Linked DNA regions of Homo sapiens: region 2 is linked to region 1. Evidence: chromatin loops called from intact Hi-C (ENCODE). Cell type or tissue: ascending aorta. All regions are shown on one strand. Each heading gives the region's core, and the rest is flanking DNA. Links, peaks and the distances in the headings are about the cores only.

Region 1 (16,078 bases), core at 3,790-8,789:
CCTCTTTAAGGCCTCAGCATCTTCACCTGTAAAATGGGAGTAATACTATTCTCAGGTTATTGTAAAGATCACATGAACTAAGGTATATGATGTGTTTTGTGTTGTACCTGGTACATAGAGTGCTATCAGTGAGTATTAGCTATTATTATAGATTAAAGGATCTAGGCTTAGAATAGTAACCCAGGGATGTAGTCTGTGCTATATTAGAGCAATCTGCATAGACATGCCTGCATGGACTAAGGGGTCAGAATAAGACCAAATGAAAGTCTCTTGAGAGTCGTGTCTCAGGTTTGGTAGATTTAGCTCCACCATGGACTGTTTAACGTGGCACGCTTAATGATTTAATCTGAGGTCCTTGGAGTGAAGGTGTATGCTTGTAAGTGGATTCAACAAACATTTATTAAGCACCTGCTATTGCCAGGACTTTGTAGCTGCTGGTATTACAAAAAAAAAACCAAGTTGGCCTGTGTCCTTTTGTAGTTTATATTCCAACTATGAGACAAATATGCAAACAAATGACTGATATTAAATACAACACAAGTGCTTTAAGGTACTTAAAATGCCCTAGGGCATAATAATGCAGAATGCCCTAGGGCATAAAGTGAGTTGGAAGGAAGTTGTTCTTTGTTAATATTTTATCTTCAGGGCTAAGAATGTTCTTATTATAGAAGGACCTTCAGTAAGTTCAATGAATTATTTTGATATTTTTAGTATAGATTGATCCTTCAAACACCAAACATATTGAAAATGTAACTTAACTTTGGGTATTTAAGTGACAGAAGCCCATCTTTAAATTTTCCTAACAATATTATTTATCCTTTATCTTCACAACTTAGGTGAATAGGAGTTATAGGCAAAATCTTGTTAATTATGTGAAGACTACCTATATCTGCAATGTGCAAAAGGGTTTCTTAGCCACTCAGGGTGGGTGTGTTTCTAAATGATCATTTACATCTATGGGAAATATAGCTGGCAGTTGAGAAATGAGTCTAATATTAGTTAGAATAAAAGTGATATTAATTAGAATAATAGTTAGATATTCACAATTAAAATATTAGCTACTATGTATTAAACACTATCTACCAAAAATAACACTAGGAAATATATCTATTTCGGTAGTTTATATACAAAATTAAAATAAAAAATATTTCTGTGAAGAGCGAATTCCCCTCATTTACTATTTGTTTAGCTAATTTTAAAGTTTGTATAAAAAGTGGAAAAATGCTACTCTTTCTTAGTTTCTGAGTTTTTAATGACAGGAGTCTTAGGGAAGTTTTTCATGTACTTACAAAAAACACCTGAGGAATATAGAGCAGATAGATCCAAATCATAAACATGTATTGGTAAATGAGCAAAAATGGAAAATAATTGGTGTCGCGGGACTGTTGAAACAGATTTAATAATATTTAAAAAAAAGTCACTAGGATATGCTTTGAGAACTATATTTTCTACAACACAGTAGCATCATTAAGTTTTTAATATTTGGGTATATAATAGTTAGCATCATGGGCTCTGAAGCCGGACTTTCTGTTTTCAGTTTTAGTTCTTCACTTACCAGTGTCACTTTGGGCAAATAATTTAATGTCTTCATGCCTCAATTTTATCATCTGTTAATTTAGGATAATAATAGAACTTCCCTCATAGGGTCATTGTGAGGATTAAATGAGTTCATATACATTAGGCACTTAGAGCAGAGCCTGGAACATAGTAAGCTCTCAGTAGATGTTAGTTGTTGTTGTTGTTGTCATTATTTTTCTTTGTAGAAAGGAGGAGGGATGGAACTTCTGATGCTTATTTTTAATCTATGTTACAGAGTCTTCCCTTTGGTATATTTTTTCTAAACTATTTTGTTTGTTTCAGCCTTCTTAAAGTCACGTTTTGCAACCCTTTCTGAACTAAAGTGTCTAGGCTTTGAACTTCAGTAGCTGGTAATGTCATAAAAGGAGAAAATTAAACATTATATGTCTTTTGTTTAACCTCTATTACGGCACCAAATAGTATTACAATTTATTGATATTTATGGTGGTATTTTCTACTGAGCTGTGAGCTTTTTGAAAGAAGAGACCTACACTATTGTGTTTAGTACACTGTCTGGTACTAGGTATGAGGCCTGAGCCCCTAATAGTTGTTCTGTTAACTATACTAACATCTCATTTATCAGGTTTACCTAATAGTGTGCTTTTCAAATTCAAAAACAACTGAGTTTCCTAGCTGTCTAGCTACATGAATTAAAGTATGTTACTTTAAATATGAAGATTTTATTTTTTTAAGTATTTAGGATAATTTTTCTTATAAGCATTGAGCACATCCCATCCTTCATAAGCATAATGTAAATTCATCATCATGCGTACTGTTTATTGGGGCTGTAATATAGTGTCTCCATGGAGGGTATTGACATATGCTTGGTTGTATGGTTCTATATCACATACTCTGAGGATGCCTTATGCATTTTTTCTTTGCATCTTATGTATTATTTTTCTCTCATTATCATAATACACCAATTTCTTTCTTCTTTCTGCCACATCTAGCAACCCTAGCTTCCTAAATTCAAATTTAATGCTTCTAACCTGCTGCGGATTGATTTGCTTACTAACTTCATTAGAACCTATAGAAAAAGAAAGATTTATTAATAAGATCTTAACCAAGCTTGAGGGCATCTTCTGTGAGTAAAATGCAGAAGTTCAGCACATAGATAGAGGGTGTGACATCTATTTAGCTAGCCATATAGGTTTTACACTTACTTTATGACATTGCTGAGGTTGTCATATATGTGTGGCCTCCAGGCAAGTGATTTTTTATTATATTAACCTCTGTACAGAAGAATGAAATTCTCTTCAGTATTTCCGTAGTGTTAACTTATGGCGTTGGAATTCAAATCCAGATCTCCTTTACTCCAAAGTCCATTTTCCTTGGTGCTAGACTCATGTTATAAAAAAGTTAATATTGTTAATTATTACAGTTCATTAAAGTGACATGATACTAGGATAGTTTTTGGTTTAAAACACAAACTCGGCCCGGCACAGTGGCTCATGATTGTAATTCCAGCACTTTAGCAGGCTGAGGCAGGAGGATTGCTTGAGCTCAGGAGTTTGAGACTAGCCTGGGCAACATAGTGAGACCTTATCTCTACAAAAGAATTTAAAAATTAGCTGGGTATGGTGGTACGCACCTGTAGTCCTAGCTACTTGGGAGGCCAAGGTGGAAGGATTGCTTGAGCCCAGGAGGTTGAGGCTGCAGTGAGCTATGATAATGACACTGTACTTCAGCCTGGGCAATAGAGCAAGACCCTGTCACAAAACACAAAAAAACACAAACTCTTTGTCTTTGTCCTATTATTGGCATTTTTTTCTATATAAGTTTTTAAAAATATTGCCAATTATGGATTGTTTAAATATTTAATTGATAGATACATATTCAACATATATTTTACAACAGTAAGTTACACAGATATAGGTTACATTTAATAACATGCACTTTTAAAAGGTCTACAATTTAAATAACCTGATTACTATGTTTATTTGTAGGCTTTGAGCTCAATATACATGCACATCTACATAGAAGAAGTACTTAAATGTGCCTATTTTACTTACAGTTTATAAAACGCTAGAAAAATATTAAAAAGATTCAAAATTAAGTAGCTTTGAGGCATTTAGGATTAGACATGGATTCAAATCATAGTTTTAATCTTAGAATGTTAGCTTTTTCAGTACTTCCTAGGGTTACTGTAAGGATTAAGTCAAGTAGCATTAACGTGGGATGCGCCATAAGACAATATTTGATCCTTCATGATCTCTTTCCTCTTCATTTTTTCCATCTATATAATTTTGAATCTTGATAAAAAAGAGGGAGCAAAAAAGTATAGGGAAGAATGAAATATATTTCTTAAGCAAAAGCAACTATGGTTTGCATATTGTGCTTCAAAATGAATATTTTTCTTTTATCATTTTGTTACATGCAGAATACCTTTAACTTAGCCTTCATTGGACTAAAGTAGAAACGTAAGAATTGGAGCTTATTTTCATTTCTGAGGTGAGTTCATTTGTAGAAAAATTAGTATACTTAAATCAGTCTACTGTTTCTTTGGAAACTTTGTCATTTGCATGTACCTGGGAATACTACAGTTATCCATGAAATGCTGTTAGTGTGAAGTCGTGGTGAGGGTTCCAGGCTAGGCATTCGGAGCTCCCTGTCAATACCTGGGCTGTGCTACAGATGCCCTTCAGTGTTGTGACCCTAGTTCCTTGACATCTTTGTGTCAGTTTGCTTATTTTTAAAATGGAAATGATATGGCAGTTGGCCCTGCTTACCTTCCAGCTTACATATTATAAGAATCAATTGAGATCATCGATATGAAAGTATTTTATTATGAACAATGTAAGGTAGAAGTATTAATATCGTGAAGTGTCACAGTGAGTTAAATGGGAATTAACAAAGTTACGTGCAGAGAATCTTTTTTGTTTTTTTTTGTTTGTTTGTTTTTTGTTTTTGAGACAGAGTCTCGCTCTGTACGGAGTCTCGCTCTGTCGCCCAGGCTGGAGTACAGTGGCGCGATCTCGGCTCACTGCAAGGTCCGCCTCCCAGGTTCACGCCATTCTCCTGCCTCAGCCTCCCGAGTAGCTGGGACCACAGGCGCCCACCACCATGCCCGGCTAATTCTTTGTATTTTTAGTAGAGACGGGGTTTCACCGTGTTAGCCAGGATGGTCTCGATCTCCTGACCTCGTGATCCACCCGCCTCAGCCTCCCAAAGTGCTGGGATTACAGGTGTGAGCCACCGTGCCCAACCACAGAGAATCTTTTTAAGCATGAAACTTTTGAATGTTATTGTAGCCTAATGCCCCTGGAACAGTAGTAAAACAGGGCCATCTTATATGTTGTTTCTGAATAAACTGGCAAACAAATAGAAGAAAAGGAAGAGGAGGAAGCAGCTGAGGAGGAGAGAAAACAAAACTAAACTGATTATATGGTCTTGAAAGCATTGACATTTTTAGAACTACACATCACTTGAAAATTTTTGAAGGCATTGTTAATCTATAGGTTATTAAAAATGAATTTTCTGGCCAGGCATGATGACTCAGTCCTGTAATCCCAGAACTTTGGGGAGGCTGAGATGGGAGGATTACTTGAGCTCAGGAGTTTGAGACTAGTCTGGGCAACATGGAGAGACCCTTTCTCTACAAAAAATACAAAAATTAGCTGAGGGTCTCACTGACTTGGGAGGCTGAGGTGGGAGGATCACTTGAGTCCAGGAGGTGAAGGCTGCAGTGAGCTGAGATTGCATCACTGTACTCCAGCCTGGGTGACAGAGTGAGACCCTTTTTCAAGAAAATAAAAATAAAAATGTATTTTCCATTAAAAACCAGCTTACATTATTTTCAATGTTTTTACATTTCTTGCTGTGGAGAAAAGCCTAGTCCCTTCTCTAGAATTTTAATCATTCATCTGGATGCCTTGATATATGTGGTATGATGCTTAGTAAAATGGAATGGATATTTCTTCTATCTCCATTAGTTTTTCTGTTTGTTTGTTTTTCTTTTTACCTGCCTTTATTTCTGTTGTTGTTATTCTTCTTCCATCCACCAAGAACATGTGGTCCTCTTATCTCTGGGCTGAGGTGTTTTCACATGTCCTTTTATTCTTTCTTCATCTCACAAAAGGTATATCTAGGCTTTTTAAAGGTGCCAAGATACTATTTAATGAACAATATGATATGGATTGGCTCTGTGTCCTCACCCAAATCTCATCTCAAATTATAATCCCCAGAATCCCCATGTGTTGAGGGAGGGAGCTGGTGGGAGGTGATTGGATCATGGGAATGGTTTTCCCCATGCTGTTCTCACGATAGAGAGTGAGTTCTCATGAGATCTGATGGTTTTATTAAGTGTTTGACAGTTCCTCCTTCACACACTGTCCCCTCTCACCTGTTAGACGGGCTTGCTTCCCCTTCCCCTTCCACCATGATTCTAAGTTTCCTGAGGCCTCTCAGCTATGCTTCCTGTTAAGCCCGTGGAACTGTGAGTCAATTAAACCTCTTTCCTTTATAAATTACCCAATCTTGTGTAGTATCTTTATAGCAGTGTGAAAATGGACGAATACATTATATTTCTTTCCAGTATCTGTTTTGGGAGAGGAATGCTGGTCAGCTGCTAGTAAAATCATCTCCATGTACTCCATTATTTAGGTATCGTTCAATTCTAGTGTGGTAGTCATGACTACCTAGGTGGTCATTTTTGTCTAATGTTGCAGCTGCTATTTCTGTGTCTTAGTCTACAAGAAAACGTTATATTTTCCTCACATAGCTTACTTATTCTGTTCCTTGCATAATGACCGAGGTGGCTGTATTCAAAGCCTTAACAATGATTAACAACATGTCCTTTAATCTTCAGCGCTAGCTCAAGAGTTTTATTCTCCTGTGGCCACTGTAACCTCCAAACTATGAGTAATCTGGCAAGTACTTTTGTGTTCTCTTTATTGCAAATCATATTCTTTTTCATCTTTAAGAAATGTTGTTTCTTAGTAAACAGTAGGTCATTTATTTGACTTCTCCAAAAAATAATTGACTATTTAAAGAAAAATAGTTTTAAGGAACATTTACCAGTTGCTTTTTTATGTAGATAGTGAGTGTAGGATGTAGCAGATAGGCCGGGCTTCATAGTCTTCACTGTTTAGTTTTGGGCATGCATGCTCTCTGAGCCTTAAATGTTATAGTTGTAAAAGGGGTGTAGTGTTGGGATTGTTAGGATTAAATGAGATAGTGTATATAAAATGCCTCGTACATTGTGGAGCACAAAGAAGTTCACAGAATAATGTAAGTATTGTTATTACTGATATCTTCTCCTCATTGTTGTTGTCATTATCACCATAATTATGTGGGAAAACCTAAAGGGAGTTTTGTACTAATGGGCTCAAAATGGAATGCATTGTTGATGAAGGTCTCGATACAGTAGATCACCTTGACAAATTGTGTGTAGTCATAGTTTCTTTGATACACCATTCATCTCGTTAAGATGAGAATGTCCAGCCAGCCCTAGAGATATGTCAACATTTCTGGCTGAGATTAATATAGACTTATGAAAATGGGTTAATTGGTCACTAATGAGCTGCATTACTGGGAATAGGGTTAGAGTTTTATGAAATGCGTAGTTTCACTTTAGACTTACCTACTCTCAGGAGTAGGCAGTTATTTAAGTAGTAGCCAGTTTGAAAGAAAAAAATCTACCTTTTCAGTTTGTTTCCTTTTTATGGATAAAATGAAAAAATTCCATCCTGAAATCAGATTTTAAGGAACAGATATATATAGTGATTAACCACCCAGCTTCCTTTTGCCTACACACACACATGCACACACACACTTTATCTTCTGTTTTTCATTCAGAATATGACTGCACAAGCTGTAGGGGTTAGCTAACAGCACACTGAACAGCTTTTTGCTGCCAGTTTGGGGGATGATTGAAATTATTGACCCTTACACGAAGACAAAATGAAATATTTTTATGCAAGAATACTAGAAAAAAATCTTCTCTATTCAGAAAATACTTTAGCTCTTAGAATCTTTAGCATGAAGTCACATGATGTGAAAAAGCCAATTAAAAGTCAATTAAGGCCAGGCATGGTGGCTCATGCCTATAATCCCAGCACTTTGGGATGCCAAGGTGGGTGGATCACCTGAAGTCAGGAGTTCGAGACCAGCCTGGCCTACACGGTGAAACCCCGTTTCTACTAAAAATACAAAAATTAGCCAGGCGTGGTGGCAGGCACCTGTAATCCCAGCTTTTGGGAATCTGAGGCAGGAGAGTAGCTCGAACCTGGGAAGCTGAGGTTGCAGTGAGCCGAGATTGTGCCATTGCACTTCAGCCTGGGCAACACAGTGAGACTCCATCTAAAAAAAAAAAAGTCAATTAAATATTTTTAATGGTGGAAGGCTTATTAAAGTTTTATATTCTGAATTTGTCTTCAAAATACTTTGAAAAGAGAATAAACATTTCCAAGGCTACAGGAATTCTGTTTAGAGGATTTGGTTAAGCTAGCTAAAAACCTGGATAGCAGTTGCCCATGACATTTTAATTATTCTATCTAAAAAAGATGAATTTCTATGTCATATATAGATATGCCTTTAAGGTACTATGATATATATTTTTGACTGAACTTTTTGCACAAGAGGCATTTCTGAAATAAGTAAATGGGATATTTGAAATGTCATCTGTGAATCTATTTTTAAAGCAGTATTTAACATCTAATAGACCTTGTGTGCTATTGTAGATATTCTTATTTATATGTAAAGGAGGGCATGCCATTTGTATCTCTTTTTTTTTTAGTTATATGGGAGATGCAATTATTTTCTGAGGGGAGTGAAGGAAAAGAAGGGCTATATTATAATTTGAGGACATAGTTATTATGGGAGACTCTCTTAAGGAACCAACAAGAAAGGAAGTATAGATGAGCAGCGGTTAGAAACTAGTCGATACTGATAACAATGTATAGTGGTCCTAATAGGTTCGTAATTCTCTTAAAAGGAAAACAGGAAGCAAATACAGAGAAGATTGAGTAGTCATATGCCAGGGTAAAGAGAAGGCCCCTGCCCTCAAAGAGTTCATAGTTTTATTTACAAACTAGAATTATCTATCTTAAAGTCCCATCGTTTTTAAGCTGCCTGCAGACAATTATAGTCTAGTTCTAGTGTATCTTGTTGAATCTTTATTTTTCAGAATTGTCTTCAAGTACCTAGCTCCATGCTTACAGTTTATACTCCCCAATATAGGTTAAATTAAACTGGATGGAATCAAGTGCTAAAAAAAAAGTCATGCTTTTATTCTTCCAGTGATGGACAGCAGAAGTTTTAGAGTAATCAAGATCTGAATTTGAAACCTGGCTCTGCCACTTAACTTATGTGGTCTTGGGCAAGTACCAAACTCTGAGCTTTTATTTCTTCTGTTGTAAAATCATGATTATCATACCTATTTCATAAGTTAGCTGAATGGGTAAATGACTCTGTGTGTGTGTGTGTATTACAAAAGTGTTTATCAAATAACTGTAATTATCAATATGGTTATCAAAACTAAGGAAAAGTTGAGATGCCCCAAAGTTATAGAGATGGGAGTTGATATAATGGAGAGGGTTCCAGGTGACGATGGACTTCAGAAGCTACACAGGTGAATTTACAGTGTTGTGATAGCCAGTACGGAGCCATTTTAGGTTCTTGATCCCTAGAAGTGTATTGTGAATAGTTAAATCAAAATGTATTTAAACAGGATTAATCGAGAGATACTATTCAAGAGGTGTGTGGGGAGGTACAGACCTTGAGAGTTAATCATACCTATGTAAACATTAATGAAGGCACTGTACATATCAAAATAAACTGTATTCCTGCTTATAAAAAGTACCTCAACATATTTAGACAGATTGAAATCATACACGCATTCTGTGAACACAGTGGAGTCAAACTAGAAATCAATAACAGAAAGATAAGTAAATCTCCAACATTGAGAAGATAACACAACACACTTCTAAATAATCCATAGGATAAAGAGAAAATTTCAAGGGAGATAAAAAATACACTGACTAAATGAAAATGAGAACAGAATATATCAAAATTTGTGGGACACAACTAAAGAAATTAAAAACTAACAGAAATGCAGAATGCCTTTGATTCCTTTGATGCCATCAGTAGATTGGAGAGGGCTAATGAAAGAATCGGTGAGCTTGGAGGTAGGGCAATAGAAACTTCCCTAACCGAAGCCATAAGAAGAAGGAAAAAACTGAAACAGAATATTTAAGAATTGTGAGACAATTACAAAAGGTGTAACATATGCAGAATGGGAATGCCATGAGGAGAAGAAAGAGAGAAAGGATCAAAAGAAATATTTGAAATAATAATGACTGAGAATTTTCCAAAATTAATGACAGACATCAAACCACAAATGTTGGAAGCTCAAAATTAATGAGAGACGCCAAGCTCAGGACAAACACCAAAAAATCTACAGACAGGCATATCTTATTCAAATTGCAGAAATTCAAAGACAATGGGAAGATTTTGACAGGTCGGGGGGTGACTTCACCTTACCTTTAGGGGATTAAGGGTAAGAATTACATCGGACATCTCTTCAAAAACTATGTAAGCAAGAAGAGAGTAGAATGAAGTATGTAAAGTATTGGAAAACAGAAACAAAAATCACTTAGAATTCAGTATCCAGTAAAATTATCCTTCAAAAGTGAAGGAGGAGTAAAGACTTTCTCAGACAAAAGAACTGGGAATTTGCTGCCAGCACAGTGCCTTACAAGAAATGTTTTTAAAAAAGATGGATTTACAAATATTTTCTGCTAGTCTGTGGCTTGTCTTTTCATTTTCTTAACAGTGTCCTTTAGCCCATTTTTATTGGCTTGAATATTTTGCTACCAAAGTTTGATATTAACATATATTGTGCTTTAAATATTTCTAGAAATAGCATCTCTGCAACAAACATTTTCAGTTTAAACTTATTGAAAGTCTCAGGAATGGAGTGTTGTTTTGTGTTCAAGTAAGTCACAAAGCATAAATATTTCACTGAAATGTAAATAGTAAAATCTGTGATTTTAGGCCTTGTATTTTCATGTAAAAGATATATGCTATCCTCACATAAATATGGTGGTATTAGGAGCAATGCCTGACTCTTCAAATTCTATTAATGACTCAGCACCCGGGAGAGTGTTCCTTATTATTGTTGCTGTGTTTGTGTAACATTCTCTAAGGTTCTTTGTAGTGAGGAACAGATGACCCTTCCATGAGTCGGGATCCAGTGTTCTTAAAAGGGCCACTGCTGTAGTTTCTTTAAGCTTCATCTTGGATTGTTATTAGCATGGCAAGGACACTGGATAAGTTATATACACACATACACCCACAAGGCACCCCCCCTGGTTTGAAAATGGAATCTATGAATTGGCTTCCGTGCCTGCTTTTATTGCCATGGTGATGAATAATCTGCTGAGTTTTATGGTTGGCATGATTCTTCTGGATTAGGTCACTTGTGTTTTCTTTCTATAATACCAGTCGACTACGCTTTTGGTAACAGTTAAAGTTCCATCACTAAAAAGCTAGTAGGTAGAATGCAAAACTAATGATTTAGTAGAATTAGCTACATCAATGCTTTTTAATCTGTTGATTATTCCCTTTCAGTGCTAAGTAGCAGGGGCTTACTCATTTCACAGGGCTTTAAATCTTTCCATTGCAGTCAGACCTGGTAGGGAATTATTCTATGCTGCAGTTATAAGTTTTTCATCATTTATTAAAGCATTATGGGAGAACCATCTTGATAAAAGCATCTTAGTAAAGGAAACTAGACTTATTTATTTTATTTTATTTTTTTTGGGGATGGAGTCTCGCTCTGTCGCCCAGGCTGGAGTGCAGTGGCACAACCTTGGCTCACTGCAACCTCCACCTCCCAGGTTCGAGTGATTCTCCTGCCTCAGCCTCCTGAGTAGCTGGGATTACAGGCACGCGCCACCACGCCCGGCTAATTTTTGTATTTTTAGTAGAGACGGGGTTTCACCGTGTTGGTCAGGCTGGTCTCGAACTCCTGACCTCGTGATCCGCCCACCTCGGCCTCCCAAGGTGCTGGAATTACAGGCGTGAGCCACTGTGCCCAGCCTTATTCTTTATTTTAATGAGTCAGAATTTTAAATACCTTGCTTTACTGTATTTACAAAAGTTGTAGCAATGGGTCAGTTGTCTTAAGTTAAATTTATTAGTATCTACCAACATTAAAGGAAATATTAAAGTGTTTCAATTATGTTTAAAATAAAACACAAGAATGAGGAGTGATGGACACAAGTAAAACAATGAATTTGGGATGATAAAATGAGTTGTTGATTTAGAAATATATACTATATGCCAAATGGTCAGATCTACTTGGGGATATAGTGAGAGTTAATCTACTTCGAATCGTTGCTTCTAAAGCAAACCCAGTTGTGTAAAGTCCTACGTATAAAGGTAGATATTAAATCCACGAGGGAAGTAATCAGAACCCCAGGTGCCCAGGCTTTGTAAAAAATTTAAACAGTAAAAACGTAGTCACTTGTACTTAACTTAGATTTAACTAAACAAATTCATAAAATTTCCTGAGTGGAATGATGGTTTCAGAGAGCTAGTGAGTTTCAGACCTTGAAAAAATACCACTCACTGAACTGTAGTCATTCTTAACTGTTTAACAATTGAAATCTAAGTTGTCATATGTTTAAATTAGTACAGTTCTGGTTATGCTGTGTCTTTTCCAACTCATAACTTTCAGTAATGAAAATAGCTTTCTATTTAATTAGCCTGAATTAAATTTTCCTCTCTCTTCCTTCTACATCACTAATGAAAGTGGAGTAATCATTTCTGCTTCAAGGATGACTATATGATTTCATTTATCCCTAATATAGTACACACTACATAGTAGGCACTCGGTAAATCTTTATTCATTCTTTCAGGAGGCAAAGCAGGAACAGATTAACTAATTACCAGCTCAGACCAAGTTAAGAAAAATAAAGCTACAGATTGTCATTTCAAAATTTGCCTCTTTTTGCTGTCTCACTATTTTAAGGAGTGCCCACTATATCACTAATATCTCTGGCAAGAAAGCATTCCATGTGTATGTATGTAAGTGTGTATCTTCATTTTTTGCTGTCACCACACAGACATCAGGCTTTTTCACAAAATCTGACCCCCTCCCTTGACCATTTTTTATAACTACCTGGCATGTATCACTACAGAGCTTTTGTTCTGGTCCTTCTACTTGGACTTTGGCAGATATTTGAACTCTTCTGAGCCAGTGCTTTCCTCTTCAGGGATTTGTTTTTAAGATTTTCTTCCTTGCCAACCACAGAGACTGAATTTTATATCCCACAGATGAGTCTGAGATTTCCAGCCCCCTCCGTAAATCCCATCACTCTGTCACTCTTGACAGTGTAATTATCCCTTTTGTTTCTTGCTGCTTTCCTGCTTGTAATCTTTGTTCCTCAACATGTCCTTCATCTGAAAAAAAAGGCACCCAATCCTTCTTGCTTTGTCAGCTCTTTAATTTCTCTTGTGAAATAGTCCTCAGATATCAGCTCCCCACAAAGGCTTTCTGGAGGAGAAGTGGCATTTTGCTTCCTTAAATCTTTCTGTCTATTCAATTTTCATGAGTGACTGATAACTAGCCATCATATTAAAGTCTTCTGATCTTATATTTAAGTATGATTTTTTATTAGATTTATGTTTTGTTCAGTGTTTATGCTGTTCAGTGTATGCATGTGCTATGTGTACACTTTTAATATGTGTATCTATACCTGTATTTGTAAAACAGAGAAACCTAAAGGCCAAATTCTGCATCTTATTTTTGAACCAATCAAGCAGCCTACTGATGTGAGACAAATTTCAACAAATGCTTAAGACACACATCTGATAAATATATAATAAAACTTGTATGTTGACAGAGCTTGTAAATTTTTAAAATTCATATTTTTCCATCTTTTTGTTCATTTCTCTGTTATTTGATGATGATGAGTCAGGATTCTTTTAATGAGATAATGAGATCTTTACAGGTCTAATGTCCAAGGTTGATACTGTGGTGGTGAGTGAATCACCATATGATGAAGACCCATTGTGTCACCGTATTTTAGAATTTTTCATAAGGTAACAAAGGTATGAGAATTAGGCAGGACAATGTAAATGAAGTGCCGTGTAAACTACAAAATGTATGTGCACACCCATGCAGATTTTTTTTTTTTTTTTAGTTTTTTTCCTTTTTTTTTTGAGACAGGGTATCACTATATTGCCCAGGCTGGATTTGAATTCCTGTTCAATTCTTCTGCTCAAGTGATCCTCCTGCCTCGGCCTCCCAAGTAGCTGGGATTACAGGTGTGAGCCACTGCAACCAGCTACATGACTTTTCCGGAGATCTCTTGAGGGTGATTTCAGGTGATACACAGTTAGTGGTATGAGATAAAGCACATTGCTGCTAAAATTCCAGACAGTCCCCATAAACGAGTAGAAATTGCTTCAGTTATCTAGCAGGTAAGTATCAGATTTGCTGGCTTATCCTGATTTATTGACACAGATCTGTGGACTGGTGGTATCCTATTGGAATGCAGAATGACATTTACCTTGAAAAAGAAAGTGGATTTTTTTTTTTCCTAACAAGATACCTAGGAGTGAGTGATCTGTGGATGTTGAATTTTTTTCATTGTGACATAATTCAAAATGACAAAGTGAACTGAAGACTTATTATTTTCATGCATTGTATGCTATTTTAAGTTTTGGAGAAAAGAACTTCGGAGATCTTATTAGTCTGTTTTTACACTGCTGATAAAGACATACCCAAGACTGGGTAATTTATAAAGAAAAAGAGGTTTAATGGACTCACAGTTCCATTTGGCTGGGGAGGCCTCACAATCATGGCAGAAGGTGAAAGGCATGTCTTACATGGTGGCAGGTACGAGAGAATGAGAGCCAAGTGAAAGGAAAAACCCCTTATAAAACTGTCAGATCTCTTGAGATTTATTCACTACCATGAAAACAGTATGGAGGACACTGCCTTGTGATTCAGTTATCTCCCACCAGGTCCCTCCCATGACATATGGGAATTATGGGAGCTATAATTCAAGATGAGATTCCGGTGGGGACATAGCCAAACCATATCAGAGATTGAAAAGTTTTAAAAGTAAAGTGATATCCATACTTACAGATATTGAGATGTCTGTAAACAGTCTCCCTTACAAAATAGAGCAATGCTAAGATAATTTGTGTGGGAGATATGCATATGTATATCGTATGTCTTTCTAAAATATTCATACATAAGACTCATACAAAGTGACTATTTAATATGTACTTATTATACCATAACAGTCAAAATTTGAAATAGAACTGATCTGAATTAGTTTATATGATTTGACAACACATAAAACTTTGATAAACTTTATTCATATTAAGAAAAGCTACTTTTTCTTTCTGGGTCTAAGTCTCATGTTTACCTAATGTTGAAGTCTTTGAAAGAAGACTTTTTGGTGATATTTTACATATACCTTATACATAAAGTACACAGTTTATCCTGGGAGTCTGAGATGAGGATTGAATATTGACATCAAATTCTGAAAGTTCATAAACCTTAGGATTCACTGACCCAAAGGTGATGTTTTGATTTCATATTAAGAAGCCATAGAATTTTTCTGTTAAGTCAATGAATTCTAGAATATTCAAAGTCAATAAAAGATAAAGAATAATGACAGATGTCTCTATATAAATGATGTAATGATGCTTTTGTACTAGTATAGTTAACCTGTTGGTTATCTTCAAATTTAATTCTGTATTTACAGTAAAAATTAAGGTGACCTTCTGGGATTTGAGAGGTAGCATGAGGTTAGTGGGTAAACTTCATCTTCTTAAGTATAAAATGACTTTACTTAAAAGTTGATCAAAAACTTTTGGTTTTGGATTAAGTATAATTAGAATAATCTATGGAGGTATACAGTAAGGATTACCACTTCATGAGATTTATAAAAAGATAAACAGATGTGGTTTTTAACTTAAGGATGTTATTGAGAATACAGAAAGACATAATCTATAACCTTTTTTGAAGTGTAGATATAGAATAGGTCTACGTTAATTTTTTAAATTAGAACTTGACAGTGAAAACATAAATCCAAGATGTATGTATATTTTGGTCTTCAGGAAAAATCTTATGCATATTTGTACCTTATACATATACAATTAAAAATCCACGCTGATGACTAACAAATGATTCCTATTGATCTAAAAGGAAAAAGATGAAAAATCAGCAAGAAAATATTGAAAACTTTAAGAGGAATGGTTTTAAAGAAAGGATACCATCACTACTAAGCAAAGAAATAGTAATTTTTTCCTCTATCAGATTGAAAAAGATATATATATATTTTTTTGAGACAGGGTCTCACTCTGTTGCTCAGGCTGGAGTGCAGTGGCACAATCATGGCTTACTGCAACTTTTACCTCCCAGGCTCAAGTGATTCTCCCACAGCAGCCTTCCGGATAGCTGAAGCTACAGGTGTGTGTCACCATACCCAGCTAAGTTTTTGTATTTTTTGTAGAGAGGAGATTTCACCATGTTGCC
Region 2 (16,078 bases), core at 4,378-9,377, 76 kb after region 1:
AAGAGGGTCTGAAGTAGAGGAAGGATAAGACAAGTTTACAGACATTCTGAACAAACCTGTAAAAATATATGTTGAACCTAATATATATAATATATATTATGTATATTATATGTTGAACCATATATATATGTGTGTGTGTATATATATATATATATATATATATATATTATTTTTTTTTTTTTTTTTTTTTTTTTTGAGATGGAGTGTTGCTCTGTCACCCAGGCTGGAGTGCAGTGGTGCGATCTCAGCTTACTGCAACCTTTGTCTCCTGGTTCAAGCGATTCTCCTGCCTCAGCCTCCCAAGTAGCTGGGATTACAGGCGTGTGCCACCATACCTGGCTAATTTTGTATTTTTAGTAGAGATGGAGTTTCACTGTGTTAGCCAGGATTGTCTTGATCTCCTGACCTCGTGATCCTCCCGCCTCAGCCTCTGAAAGTGCTGGAATTACAGGCGTGAGCCACCATGCCCTGCTGAACCTAATATAATTTATAACAAAGACAGAATTTATCCCTAGGGGTTTCTGAGCTTTCATTAAATTTTATCTGAAATATTTTCTGCAATGTCATCTGTTTAAGTGAGATAAGGCTTTCAGAACTTCTAATTTACCACTAGCCTAAACAGAAGACTTATTATATCAGGTTTGGCCTGGGTCCAGTCCAGTTTTTAGTTGGAAAGCCCCTCAGGAGGAATATCTTTTTGGTTCCTCTGGATGCTCCAGCTGACTCAGGCTGAACTGCTTCTCCGTTGAATCCCTGAGGCATATCTACCCCTGACTTCCAAAGGTGATCTCTGTGGAATAGCGCCAGTGGCACTAGGGTTCCTAGTCGTGTTTCAGACCTGACAGAGCCCAAGAAATACCATATCTCCCCCTCACTGTGCCCTCCAAATGATATTTTTTGGGGCCTCTGTAGAGTTCCTAATAGCTATTTCAACCTCAACTTAGTACTTTCTGTGGTAGTCCACTACAACCAAGGTAGCAGCTATCTATGTGTAAAATAGTAGCTAACTGGCAAGATTTCATAGATAGAAATTTTAATTATCTTAAAGTAGTTAACAGCCGCTAATTAAGTTTCATAAGACACGATGATTTCTTCTTTCTTTTTTTTTTTTTTTTTGTTGGCAAGTGTTCCAGTTACAGGTAAAGTTAGTGTAAAGGAAGAATAGCAATACAAAGTGTCCAATTTTTTTTTGCAGTTCTCTCTATTGAACATCATGAGTCACGATGATGTATCATGAGTTGTATTTCCATTTGTGGTGTTACGTTTCTGTTGTTCCATCCATATATTTTGAAATTTATTCTACCATGAGATATCTGTAACAACTCTCTGTGTTTAGAGGCAGTATTAACTGACTCATACCAGGAAGGAGTTCATGATAATAACTTCATGATTAACATCATGCTGTAGCCAACTGAGCAACCTTAATACCCTGAATGGTCTTAAGACATTTATTTTTTAATGTGAAAATTTCTGTCTGCTTTTAAAGCATGTAGCTTAAAATTAATGAGCCCAACATTGTGGGTTTTAAGCTTAATTACACTAGAATTTTAAGAAGCACTCTGCTGTCAGAACTCCGAAAGCTTTATTGTAGTCACAGTGTTGGAATGTATAAAAATTATAGCTCTGTTGCATTAGAACTTAGTTGACCAGCTTTTGAGAAGTAAAAGCTTGACTGCTGGTTTATATTTCTGGCTTGTGTAGGAATTAAAGGGTGCTAAGTTAAGGTTGGTTCTACAGGTAGCTGACTCAGGGAAGAGAGAGAATGGGGTGATATTACAAGGTAAATTAACATCATAAAGTTGAGAGGACTAATACTTAAGCTCTGCTCAACTGCTCCTGTTAGTATTGACAAGGATGCATTTCATGGCTGATGAGCACAGTTTTGACTTGTGTATCCAGTGGAGGTGTTCCCTTTGGCAAATGGTCCTCCTTTTTAACTAATTTTTATGTTTTAATTGTCTGTATTGGTATTGTGGGAGTAAAAGATTGAAAGACTTATGATTGTCCTTTCTATAGTTGAGAAACCAAGGCAGTATCATGAGCAGGAAGAAACACCTGAGATGATGGCAGCCCGCATTGACAGAGATGTGGTAAGTACAGGAGTCGCCTTTAGATCACTGGCTTTTCTTTTAAGAGGAAAAAGAAAACTTCATAAGAAAATGAAGCTGATTTAAATAGAGATATTTTATGGAAACCATGTTTTCTGTTACCTGTGATGGCTATGCCCTTTGAATTTGCCCTTTGAATTATTTTCTCGTTAAACATTTTTGCCTTTATGCCAATATTTAGTTAGTAGACTTGGGCTATGATAGAAGAATCAGCTTATTAACTAGTTTACATTGGAACTTAGGCTGAATTATTAGATTTCAGGAATGGTACAATTTTTATTTTATTATCGTTTGTAATTCATAATTGAAATATCTTTTTAATATGTCTTCTTGGCATTTATTAACAATGTATTTTAGAATACCTAAGAGATAAAAGTTAAGTGGCATTTTTAAAGGATAGATTTGTAAATCGTAAAGCTTTTATAAAAGATAATGCTACATTTGTTTTCTTTATAGTGATTTACAGAATGAGAATGCTGTAAATGCTTTATTATAGCATTTTCATTCTTTAAATGAGATCTAGAATATGATGTTAATACATTACTTTTTATACCATATACATGTTACCAGCTTATTGAGAAACAAATACTGAAAGGAATTTGAAATTTCTAATTCAATTTTTACAGCACACTATTACATGTTATACTTAAAAGTTTAACCCCAATTTGTAGTCTTAAATTAGAAGAATGTCAAGTTTCACACATACTGGAGAAAGGCAACTAAGACTATAGTATATAAGATAATCAAATTCATTCCAGTGATCTCTGAAAGCATGGTGCATTATTCTATTTTGTCATGTGGAAACTCTTATTAATGCTTAGTATCCTAGACTAGCTATTAGGTTATCACAACAATCTGTATACCTTTAATTCCATGAAGTAATATTGTCAGTGCTTTATTGGGACATTTATCAGTAAAGCAAAAATGTCAGTGCTCTTCTAACAAAACCTATTTTAGAATTTTCCTCCTAACTGTGTGGGAGAACACTGAGAAAATTAGAGTAATTGAAAATAATAATCTGAGCAGATATTGTGAATGCTTCCTTGATGACATTGAAAATAGAGCAAAAGTAAGCTAAAGAAAAATGTAAATGTCAGAATATGGCTATAGGTATATTTAGTTTGATTCTTGTAATTAGTAATAAACTTGAAATTGGCATGTGGGCTGCTTCCTTTTCTAAAAAAACCTTTCTATTATTTACTAACAGAGTACAGCTAAGGTAAAAATAGTTTTGTTTTATATTTTATTCTATAATTTCTAATTTCAGCAAATCTTAAACCACATTTTGGATGACATTGAATTTTTTATCACAAAACTCCAAAAAGCAGCAGAAGCATTTTCTGAGCTTTCTAAAAGGAAGAAAAACAAGAAAGGTAAAAGGAAAGGACCAGGAGGTAAGTTGGATTTTCTTAATCTTCTAATGCCTGGTTAGATCTCCAGTACTGGCTGGGCGCAGTGGCTCACACCTGTAATCCCAGCACTTTGGGAGGCCGAGGCGGGTGTATCATCTAAGGTCAGGAGTTCGAGACTAGCCTGACCAATGTGATGAAACCCCGTCTCTACTAAAAATACAAAAATTAGCCGGGCATGGTGGCATGTGCCTGTAATCCCAGCTACTTGGGAGGCTGAGACAGGAGAATTGCTTGAACCTAGCAGGCGGAGGTTGCAGTGAGCTAAGATCACACCATTGCACTCCAGCCTGGAAACTCCATGTCAAAAAAAAAAAAAAAGAACTCTGGTACTAGGCAGAGTTTTGACCCTCAAGAACTACTTAGCAAAACTTCATTGACTGTGGACTAGGGTTCCTCTTCTAGTTTTGGGGTAGCACTTGAGATTTAGGCAAAGAGTAAGATGAACTCAGGGAAGAGTCCATTTTGGTTATAAGTCAGCTATAGTGAAGAAAGATCCTGGAATGTTTTACCTAAATCACAGAGACTGAGATTCAGGCAGTGACCATCTATCTGTAGTTTTCATTAGTTATTGTAAAATTAAGTATCTGTTAAAGAAAGACATAGCTCTATTCTTGTAGTTGGATTTATTCTGTTGTAAACTAGAACCATATTATTTGTTAAATAAAAGGGTTGACTTACTAAAATATTTAAAAGTTTCAACAGATTTGAATTTTTTATCACAAAACTTTAAACGGTACATTCAGGTCACATACAAAGTCACATACAGACAATTTTGAAGTATGCTGCAGTTCAGCTATTTAAAATGGCCTCAGCTATATAAAATTAAAATTATGGAAGTAATGTTTATACTTCCTCTGACAAAATGGTAGAGATTGAAAGATATAAAATAGTAAATAAATATCCCTTTCATTACAGATAACTTCCAAATCTTTCTGTAGCACATATTTGTATAATGAGCATATGACCTTTGGCTTTATCTTCTGCATGTGAATACATGGATGTGCTTCCTCTCCACATATTCTGAAATTAAGTACTATTGCTTCCTGGTATCTTAAACCACTTATTCCTTTTGAAATTCTCTATGAAAGGTATACTATCCTCTTGATCACCCAGATTCAAAACCACAGATTCTTCTGTGACTTCATTCTCTTGCTTATAGCCAACATCAATTTTATTTTCTCAACATCTCCTGTATCCAGTTTTTTCCCTTTTCATTTTCATATCTAGTTCAAGCTACTATCATTTTTTTTAACCCTGCTTTCGAAGCAGTCTTTAAGCCTCTACTTTTTCATGCTGTGAGAACAATCTTCTTAAAGCTCTCAGTCACTTCATTCTTCTGCTGTAAAGCACGCTAGTTCCATGTTCTATTGATTTAAGTACAACTGTTCGCCCTGGAAATCAAGGTTATCCACAATCTAACCTTGATCTACCCTTCCATTCTCATGTTTCTCTCCTTTTGTTTGTTGTTTCGTATACATGCAATTCCCCCTTTCCTTGTTTTTGCTTATGCTGTTTTTATCCAACCATGATGTTTTTCCCACCACATCACCCTGGACCAAACTTTTTCAAATCCCATCTTATAAGCTACTTTCTCCATCTAATACCTTTTAAGTATCCATTTCCTTATCTCCCAACCAGGTAAGTCTCTTCTCATAACGATTGGTACTTCTCTTGTTATTTATCTGATTCATGTATTTTATTAGCTTTTAAGGCCCTTAGAGCAGGGCTTGTCAGTTACTCACTTGCACAATGTCTGCCATAGAGAAAGGCTACAATGTATGTTTATGGAATTAAATGAGTAATTTGTAGTGCCTAAGGATAGAGCAATCCATTTTGAAATTTGTATCTTCTCAGTTTGTTACAGTCAGACTATGAGATGTAGCACGGTAACTAGGTAGCATGTCTGATGAGATCTTCAAACTTTACAGACATAAATGTGGTTTTTGTTTTTCCATTTAATAAATTTCCTTGGATTTTGCTCTGATCCTCTCCTCTCGCTTATTTCATTAGAGGGTGTTTTAACGCTGCGGGCAAAACCTCCACCTCCTGATGAATTTCTTGACTGTTTCCAAAAGTTTAAACACGGATTTAACCTTCTGGTAAGTGAAATTTATGTATATAGAATTAGAAGAAATAAATGGAAAAGGTGAAAATCTAGTCAGGATGTTTCTGATTAAATTAAGAAATAAAATTGTTTTTATAGATTTTGTGGGGGTGTGTATGTTTTGATTTGCCTTCAGTTAAAACAGCAAATTTTAAAACATATATATCTAAGAGACTTGATTGAAAAACAATGACTTCTATTCTCACTCTATCCATGCTAAAGAATATATTAAAACTGAATCTGGTGGTAAAGACCGTCCCCTCTGTGTCTATGTTGGACCTTTCTGAGTGTCTGTCTTGCTTGATAGTAATCTGTTTTCTGTTTTCTTCATGTTGCAGGCCAAACTGAAGTCTCATATTCAGAATCCTAGTGCTGCAGATTTGGTTCACTTTTTGTTTACTCCATTAAATATGGTGAGATTTTATTAGTTTAAGAAAGAATCGTTCTTAGTATATTTTTTAACCCCAAGTGTCTGTCTGGATTATCTAGACTGCTTTTCTTCATTACCTTGCGTGGGTACTATTTCTTTGCCATTTGTGTAAACATCAAGAATGTAAAATTTGAGAATTTAAAAGAACCCTGTAAATCATCTAGTTTAAGCACCTTATTTTATAGTTGAGGAAACTGGTATCTCTGACAGTGCTAGGGATATGAAAAGAAATAAAGATTTATTGGATACCAGTATTTCAACGTATACTAGTATATAATATCCAGTGCCTTGAATAACGTAGATGTTTTTCTCATTCTCACAAAATAATCATGAGAAGTCTAGTTCTTGATGGATGGTTTGCTCCATGAAGTCATTCAGAGACCCATGTTCTTTTTATCGAGGTGTTCCTTCATCTCTTGAACTGTCTCTGACTTGTTTATTCATTTATGCACTGGTTCTACAAATACAAATTGAGAGCCTTCTATGTGCTTGGCTTTATAGTAGCCCATCAGGAACAAAACAGACAAAAATTCTTACCTTCTTAGAACTTATATTGTAACATAGTGGGGTAGCCAATAACCTAAATAAATGTCTGCATAATACAGTAGTCTAAAAATCACGTGCTATGCAGAAAAATAGAGGAGTGAAGGAAAACTGGGAGTTCCCCAGGGGGATGCACGCATGTGTCTATGTGTGTGGGAAACGGAGTGTTGCACTTTTTGAGTAGGGTTGGTTAAAGGAAGCCTCACTGAGAAGATGTCATTGGAGTAAAGGAAGTAAGGAATGGGTCATGTGGATCCCTGAAAGAAGAGAATTCCAGACGAAGAATAGTTAACGTATAAATGTTCTGAGGTGATAACATGCAAAGCATGTTCTTGGAATAAGTAGAGCTGTGACTTCAACAGAATGAAGAAAAGATTAGAAAGAGATGATATCAGCAGGGTAACAGGAAGACACATCCTGTTGGTCTTTATAAGGGATTGGGAGACCTTTGACAACTGAAGAGTTTTCAGCAGAAAAGGATTGCCCTGGCTATAATGTTTAGAAATTTTGGGGAAGAAAAAGCTAGGGTCATTATTAAAATAATCCAGATGGGGGATTATGGTGCTTGGACCTGGTAGCATTGGAGGTGATGAGAAGTCTGATTTGGTTATAAATTTGCTGCTAGATTGGATATACTGTGCAAGAGCCAAGGATAGCTCCCAGATTTTTGGCCTAAGACTAACAGGATGGAGTGATGATTAACTAAGATGGGGAAGACTGGGTAGAGCAGGTTTTTGGAGGTTGGTGAAAAATTCAGTTTTAAACATATCAAAATTGAGTTGTATCCAGATGGGGAAATTTGAATTGATCGTTGAGTATATGAATTTGGAGTTCAATGGAGAAATCAGGCCAAGGACTGCTTGAGCCCTGGGCATTCGATGTTAGGAGAATGGGAAGAACCAGCAAGTAAGATTGACAAGAGGCAGTAAGGGAGGATAAATCTCATCCTTCTTTCCCCAGGGATAAGTAGACAAGACCTGAATTAGAATATGAAATGAGTATTGCTTTACAAACATAGGAAAGTAAGTAACATTATCAACATGAATGTCAGAAGCTAAGCAATAAGGGACTAGAAGATGAAAGTCCAAGAGTACATCAATAACTTATGAATGCTCCTATATGTTGTTGCTGTATATGGAGCATCAGATTTCTACTTGCCTAATTATTTCTGAATAATTCTTGCTCTATAAATGCTTTTAAAAAATTAGGTGGAGATCAAGGACATACATATGCAAAGAAACTGATACTAGTTCATTAACAAAATTTGTATTCCTTAGTTTTTAACATTTTTGATGCTATCTTAGAGTATTTGGAAGTATTATTTATAAAGAAGTTTTTGCTGCCTCCTCTTATTTATTTCACACACTTTCAGAGATCATATGTAGATATCTAGTCATTACACAGAATAGAGCTGTAACATAACAAGGCTGGTTTCCCTGACATATACAAATTGGTCTTTGTGATCAGGTTATGTACCTGAAAACATTGGTTTACTTGCCAATGTTTAGTATCTCTGCTTTTCTCAAAAATTACACCTTATTAATGGTCTCTCCAATCATAATATTTTGCTGGTCCATTTAATGTTCTCCCTACAGGGCCCCGGACATTTTACTTGGACGAGGGAGATGGGGAGGAACATCTATTCAGGGCCTGCTACTGGCCAGCATGATGTAGTGGCTTTACACCTGCGAGTTGCTCTCCTCTTCCCTCAGCATGGACATGTACACACGAGCGTAGCCACAGCACATGTGCCTGCGCACGTTCTTGAGAGGGAACCATGGCTCTTAACCTTTCATTTATACTTTCTTTCATTTTATTTCCTCTTCCTTCTGTTAAATCAGGTATTTTTATATTCCTCTACTCATTTTCTTTAGTTTTACTTTTCCCTCTTATTGCTACATATTTATTGGAAATGCGTTCGAGGTTGGAAGTTAAAAATTACTGTGCTAGATAGGCAGGGTAGGTTTTGTTCTCAAATAAGAGTTAGCTTTCCTCCGTTATCTGCCATCTTTTTTCATTCATTCCAGTACCACTGTATCATCTGCAGTTGAAAGTCAGATAAGTCTTAGTCCAACTCCTCAAGGAGGGGAAACTGAAAAGCCATAAATTACAGTGTAATAGTGTAATGTGTTACGAATATGCATAAATTACAGTGTAATAGTGTAGGGTGTTACTAATATGCATAAATTACAGTGTAATAGTGTAATGTGTTACTAATATGCATAAATTGTTTAGAGGACGCAGGCTGGGGAGTGGTACATCGGAGTTACACTGTGGGGTTAACACAGGCTTTCACAAGAGTTGGGACCTGAGTAGAGTTCTGAATAATGGGGGAATGGCCTTCTGGGGAACTGGGAACAGCATGTACAAATACACAGAGGCCTAGAACAGTATAGCATGCTGAGAACACCTGGATGATTGGAGCCATTCAAAAAATCTCCTATCTTCTTGTGCCGCATCTCTGAGAAGGTAAGATTTTATAAAGAGACTCTGGTTTCTGCTCTAGGAGATAACTACCATTTTTTTTTTAGCCAGAAAATAGCTCATAAGAAGTAAATTTAGAGCAGTTTTTGAACATCTACTTATCCTCATTTTGCTTATCAGAGAATTGCACCTGTTTGTTTCTGCTGTCATTAAATTATCCATATTAAATCAGAGGAATTTTCTAAAAATAATTCTGGGGAAAAGTACCATAGATTCAGAGTACCAGTTCTCATTCCTGTTTTGCCTTCCTTCCTGGATCCTTTTATTTTTTGTATGTGTGTATAGGCACAGCCATAGACTGTTAACTCTCGATAGTATTGTTTCTCTTGATAGTACTCATTTCGGGAACCGCATTTTTCAAGTTTGGCATAATAGATTTGCCAGTAGAGAAACACATATTTAAAACAACAACAACAAAACAGGGGTAGTAAAATCACCTGATCTAGAATTCTCTGCATAGCCTTTGGTATCTTCCAGAGAAACTATAGTCATATGCAGCCCATAGGCAGATGCTGTGAAAGTTGTTAAATTGTTAACTTTCATTTAGGTTTTAAAGCACTGCTGGGCTGGGCAAGTTGATTTGACAAGCTTTTCTTCATTCAGTAGCACATTGCACAGCATCAAAAGTTAATATGACTATTAAAAAGTAGTGCTTGTTTTTGCCATGGGTTTTTGTCCACACATTTTGAAAATACACAAAGAATAGTAATCTTCTTGCTAAAAAATGGTTTATTATCTTAGGTGGTGCAGGCAACAGGAGGTCCTGAACTAGCCAGTTCAGTACTTAGTCCCCTATTGAATAAGGACACAATTGATTTCTTAAATTATACTGTCAATGGTGATGAACGGCAGCTGTGGATGTCATTGGGAGGAACTTGGATGAAAGCCAGGTAAGCATTTACCACCTATAATGCCTTAAGTACCATTCTTTGTTAATTACATGGATCTAATGAGACATTTATTTAACCTTCTACATACGAAGGACTAAGCGTCATAGGATGAAAAAACCTAAACCCTTAAAGGCTAGAAGTCTAGTGGAAGAGATAGAAGTGTATGTAATATAAGGCATGATATACCTTAGGAGTGAGTCATAAACAAAATGCTGTTGGTTGGCAAGGGGGACCAGTCAGGAAGAGGATTTAGACAGGAGGGTAGTTAGCTTTCAAAGAAGAGCTGTCATTTAAAATCGACAGGTACACATAGGGTTCACACACACATACACATGCGCGCGCGCGCGCACAGTGCTTGCTAGTCCATGCACTTTACAGAACTACTCTTATTATCCCTATTTTGCAGATGAGGAAAGTAAGGCACAGAGAGGATAAGTAATTTGCCCAAGGCCACACAACTTGTAAGTGACAGAGCAGGGATGTGAACTCGTGCCATGTAGCTCTGGAGTCAGTGTTCATCATTGGTTTGCTAAACTGCCTTTTAGCAGGTTGGGTAGGATTTCCACAGTTCCATAGTAGGGCAAGGGCCTGTCCAGGTAGAGAGAGAAGCAGAAGTGAAGGCATAAGGTAGTCAAGAGAAGAAAGGATGAAGATGTGTTTCTCTGGAATATGGACTTCGGGTAGCAGATCATTGTGGAAGGGCGGGAGGCGGATGGTATTAAAATGAGCATATAGAGATGAGCATATAGAGATGAGGGCTGGATTATGCAGGCTTTCAGTGCCATGCTAAAGAGTTAGAGTGTGGTTCTGTAGGCTGTGGAGAACCAATAACTTTGTGAATAGAGGTGTGACATAATTACATCTATGTTTTAGAAAGGTCAGTCTGGTAGTTGAGGCTAGAAAGGACAAGGACAAAAGTAACTGGAGGCAGAGGCCTTTTGAGATGCTAATATCGTAGGAGAGGCTCCTTATAAATCAATTTTCTTCAGGACTAGAGAGTCACAGTGGAACTGAAAAGGAAGAGTGGGTAATTTTAAGAAATGTGCATTTGTCAATAAAGTGATTATGGAAGACAGATTATTAACAATTGTAGTACTAATGCTTGCTGAGCAAGGCAAGGTAAGAAAATATTTCTAATTTCATGATTGTAAATAAATCATTTTTGCTTTGCTTATTTATCTAAATCTTTTTCTTTATTTCACCACTTAGAATAAATCACTTAGTATGGCCACTTAGACATTTGTCTTCCTAATGCTTTTGAATGGGCTAGCTTAAGAGTCATGGGCCAATTCATAATTTTTTTTCTCCATTTTTCTCCTATTGAAACATATACAAACTTTTCCACTTATTTTCTGGACTTTGACAGTGGCTTGTGTTGGAATATAGTTAAGCAGAAAATTCTTTGAAAGCATTGCAGTTGTTGCTTTTAAATTGAAAATATTTACATTTATTTATATTATTTATGTACTAGTATAGCATAGTGTATGCTGTATAATAGTGTTCTTGTTATACTGTATAAAAACTGGTTAAATAGATCTTTTTATTTTTATAATTTTAATTGATACATTATTAATAGTTGTACATATTTTCAGGGTACATATGATAGTTTGATACATTCGTATAATGTACAAAGGTGAAATCAGGGTAATTAGGATATCCATCACCTTAAATATCTTAAATATTTATGCTAGGAACATTTGAATTTTTCTCTTCTAGCTATTTTGAAATGTACAATAGATTAGTGTTAACTATAGTCACTTTACTGATCTATCTAACACTGGGTCTTAGTTCTTCTAGTCAATGTACGTTTGTATCCATTAATCAACTTCTCTCCATCCCCCTGCAACCCTGCCTCATCCTTGTCAGCCACTAGTAAACACCAGTCTACTCTCTACCTTCATGAAATCCAGTTTTTTAGCTTCCACATATGAGTGAGCTTATTTCGCTTAATGGAATAACCTCCAGTTCCATCCATGTTGCTGCAAATGACAAGATTTCTTTCATTTTTATGGCTGAATAATATTCCATTGTAGATCACTTAAATCTATTAGATTTATATAGGTTATGATTTTATGATAAGCCTCGGTGGCATCCTTTAATTTCATGAAGTTTATTAAATTGATCAGGTCTCACATTACAAATATAGCTCAGGCTCTTTAATTTCTTTGTTTAGGGTTCTATCTTAAAATAAGAAAATTAATTAACATTCAAAAAACTACATCAAAACGAAATATATTGTTAGCTGTTAACACACGGAAAGGGTCATTTTAGATCCTGATTGTTAAGAGTATTAGGAAATGAATGTACTGACTGATTTAAAAACTCATAAAGGTAAAAAGAACCATGAAAGTCTATAACAATCTGAATAAAATGGCTGATTTCATCATAGTAGAACTATAACATGAAGAATTAAATATGAAAGATGAAGCAACATATTCTAGCAAAAATGAAGCCCTCGTTTTTGTCCTAGTTATTTTTGTGGTTCATGAATGATTAGGATCTTACAGAAATAAGTTTCACTCAGTGTCATTAAATGATGAACCCATATGATTGTGATTACAGATTAGTTTACTGATTAAAACAGAGCTGATACATTTAATTTATAAAACTGGCCATCTGTTTCAGTTTAGGGGACTTCATAAATTTAAAAATCGTAATCTTAACTTGCTGGGCTGTTTCTCTTTTGAAAGATATATCTAATACCAGGAGGTTTCAATAATGATGGGAGGGGAGTGAAGGGAAAGTTGAGAATCTGAAACTACTTTAAATGTTAGAGAAGTTTGTGCTCTAAATACTTATCACACTCCTAGCTCCATAATCCCTTCTTACACAAATTTTTAAAAACCTATATCCATGTTACAAAGTTGAGTTTAATGGAGAAATGAGGCAATGTTGGGAAAACAGATCATGCAACAGAATTCAATCTTTCTTTCATTTTATTAAGGTGTGAAATACTGGCATAAACATGTTTGCTTTTTCTTTTTGGGTGGATGGAAGACAGATTAGGTCTATGTGCTGTTTTTGTTGTTTGTTATTTATGTGTGTGTGCGTGTGTATGTCTAGCCTTACTGAAGATAACTGTGAGCATGGATACATTCCTAGATTTTATTGTTTATATGCCTTCATTCCCTCCTGCAGAGCAGAGTGGCCAAAAGAACAGTTTATTCCACCATATGTTCCACGATTCCGCAATGGCTGGGAGCCCCCAATGCTGAACTTTATGGGAGCCACAATGGAACAAGATCTTTATCAACTGGCAGAATCTGTGGCAAATGTAGCAGAACATCAGCGCAAACAGGAAATAAAAAGATTATCCACAGAGGTAGTTTTTTTTTTAACATTGCCCTCTGTAGACAGTGTAATTATCTGTGTATTCTCTTGTAATTCTGATTGCAAGTTCTCATTTTATTCAACTGAAAATTGTTCTAGAATCAAAGTCTGAATGTTACCCTGTCCTGAATTACCTCTCTCTCTTGCCTCTGTCATTTTTTGTGACAGTTGCTCTGTTCCTCCGTGAAGCCCAACCCCAACCCAAATTGCTCTCCTATAGCCTGTCAGCCCCCACCCCTCCCCTTGTTGCCACTGTTTTCCTGGCTCTGGCGATCCTAAGTCAGCTTTTTTAGGATGACTTTCTCTCCTTGTCAGGGAATTGCACTACTGCCCTTTGGCTTATTTCTTTATGTTTTCCTCTCCCATTATCAGGCCCTCAAGACAGTTCCCTGAACCTAGATCCTCTAACCTGTCTTAAGCAGCTGTTTCCTGAATTCCCCCAGTTAATTAATTTCTCTCCTTCTCTTCACGTTGCTTTGCCTCTCTTCTCCTCTGTTTGTTTTCTTTCTTCCCTTTTGCCTAGTTCTAAAACTCTGGAGTCCTATCAGCCTTGCTAGAGGGCCCAAGTTCTTCTGCACTCTAGTCCTTAGGCTCAAATGATCATTTATAAAACTACACCTTGAGGAGATCTTAACATTCATTTTATCTTTTAAGTATTTAATAATATTTAGAGTATAACCTATTTGGGAATCAAGTTGAGGGAATGAAATTGAGTATGCTGTTTTGTCACATTCCCTAAAAGTGATGTTTCTATGACTCTTCTTGTTTGTTGGAAAAGAACATTGAACATTGATTAAAGCTGGACCAAACACAAATAGGATGATCAGAACCCGAAGAGTTAGGTGAATGAGATCTAGTTTGAAGAAGAAACAGTAAATGATGACTAGATCTTCCCGAAATCCTATTATTTTTATTTAATTCCTTAGATTAATTTTCTCAGACTATCATAGGTATTTATAATGTGGCAAATATGTTATGAGGGAATGAATTGTCAAACCATGGTGTATTATATCCTGTGACTGCTTTTAAGGGGAAATGTTTATCTAAATTAAATTTTAAAAATTGTTCCCTTTGTGGACTATTCTTTGGACAATAAAAATAATATTATAGAAGTTTGGTTGAATTCCTGAAACTTTAAAAATAAAGCAAACATATTACTTTGAAATTATTTTTTCCTAATGCAATTTTTTTTTCCCTCTGGCTGTATTATAAGGGAAGAGGTGGATTCCATGCCTGTCTTTCCCTCTAAATGAATAATTAAGATGACCTCACTGCTCGGTTGGCAAGCATATACCCCTGCCTGTATTTCATAGTTCAGGCCTCATCACTGTGAATTTTCTTTCCATTTAAAGGGTAGTTTTTCTAGAGGAAAGAAAATATAATCAAACATGAAATTATGATACACTTGCTGTTGCTATAGTTACAGCTGACTATTTTTACATCATAAAAATTTCTAGCTTATAGCCTTCATACCTTAAATAAGAAAATATACTCACTTTATAATGTATGCCTCAGAAATTCACTTTTGTGATTTCGTTCTCAATTTGTGTATTTAAGAAGAGAGTAATGTGTTCTGGGCTCCCAGGATATAAGTTTGTCTACTTTCACTGAATAATTAATTTTAAAAGAGGAATTATTGAGAATCCTTACTTGTAATGAGTTATTATTTTCCTGTTATAAACTATATTTCATTTTATGGCTGAAGTAGTTATTCAGAGGTTTAAAAAAATGAAAAACACATTCTAGCAGTTCCAGGGAATTTTATGCCTTGAGATTTTGTTGGAAAAGAGGCCAAGTAATTGTGACTTAAAAAGCAAAAAAACGTAATCATCCCTAAAAGAGATACTTTATTATACTTTATTGCTACTATAATAAATGCATTTACAACAAGACTTGGGTAATTCAGGATCTGATGATTTTTGTTTAGGATTGAAAGACATAGGTGACTTGGAGTGACAAATATGGGTGGCAGTACTCAGCTTCCTTACTTCCTCTGAACCCTAAGCAAACTTTGGTAGTCATCACAGTTAGTCATTTGTCATCATTTCTCTTCTCCCTTTCAGTATTCGCAGTTGCTCTCAGGACCCAGTGATTTCCTACTGCTGACTTCACTGTTATGTTCAGAGCTGGGCAAAAGGTGTGGGTGCTTCCAACAGTTAGAGCACTCCCCTCTTTAGAACAGCCTTTAATTAAAGATTACCTAATCTAATGTAGTGCCTCTACTCTTTCCCAGGGAAATGATAAACTGAATTAATTGAGCTCAGATTTTTTTAATTTAAATGGCTGAAACTTGTTTATTTTTATTTATGTATTAATTACAGTATCCTGATAATGTCACCTGCTTTGTCCATGGATAAACTCAGCCCTCCTCCTGATCACTTTGTCATTAGAATTAACTGTGGTAACCATATGTCCAAGAATTTTCTGAAACATTCCCAGTTTCAATATTTTGCCCCAATGAATCCATAAACAAATATACAAAATCCATAATGAAAACAGCCAAGGAATTCCAGTGCTTCAGTGTCTATCATGCTTTCTCCATACCTCATTTTCATATAAAGAAACAAAGTAAAGGCTTTGGGGAGTTTTTATTTGTTTTCTCCCAATCTGAGCATGTATTCTCTATAGCAGGGGTCCCCAGTTCCTGGGTCGTGGACCAGTACTAGTGCGTGGCCTGTTGGAAACTGTGCCTCACTGCAGGAGGTGAGCAGCAGGCCTGCGAGCATTACTGCCTGAGCTCCATCTCCTGTCAGATGAGCTGCGCCTTTAGATTCTAT

The links. Hi-C counts contacts between places; a loop is a spot of excess contacts. Peaks named below come from ENCODE experiments on the same cell type or tissue, not always from the same donor. Only the 100,000 strongest peaks of a DNase experiment are listed, where the experiment ranks them.
Region 2: it touches region 1 in a loop (2.0-fold over the local background); 2 of 110 quality-filtered maps call a loop at or near these places.

What each region holds. Positions count from the first base shown.
Region 1 is chr12:15,723,120-15,739,197 of GRCh38, reverse strand. The region is part of intron 1 of EPS8 (EGFR pathway substrate 8, signaling adaptor); the gene reads left to right. Among named protein-coding and RNA genes, the nearest start is that of EPS8, 58 kb to the left of the region's middle. In ascending aorta, for the core only: no CTCF peak of the experiment used is centred there; no DNase peak of the experiment used is centred there; H3K27ac peaks cover 447 bases.
Region 2 is chr12:15,648,038-15,664,115 of GRCh38, reverse strand. It overlaps EPS8 (EGFR pathway substrate 8, signaling adaptor), which reads left to right. Exons shown (of 21, transcript NM_004447.6): 9 at 2,017-2,090; 10 at 3,376-3,502; 11 at 5,531-5,619; 12 at 5,963-6,037; 13 at 9,823-9,971; 14 at 13,110-13,293. Among named protein-coding and RNA genes, the nearest start is that of EPS8, 130 kb to the left of the region's middle. In ascending aorta, for the core only: no CTCF peak of the experiment used is centred there; no DNase peak of the experiment used is centred there.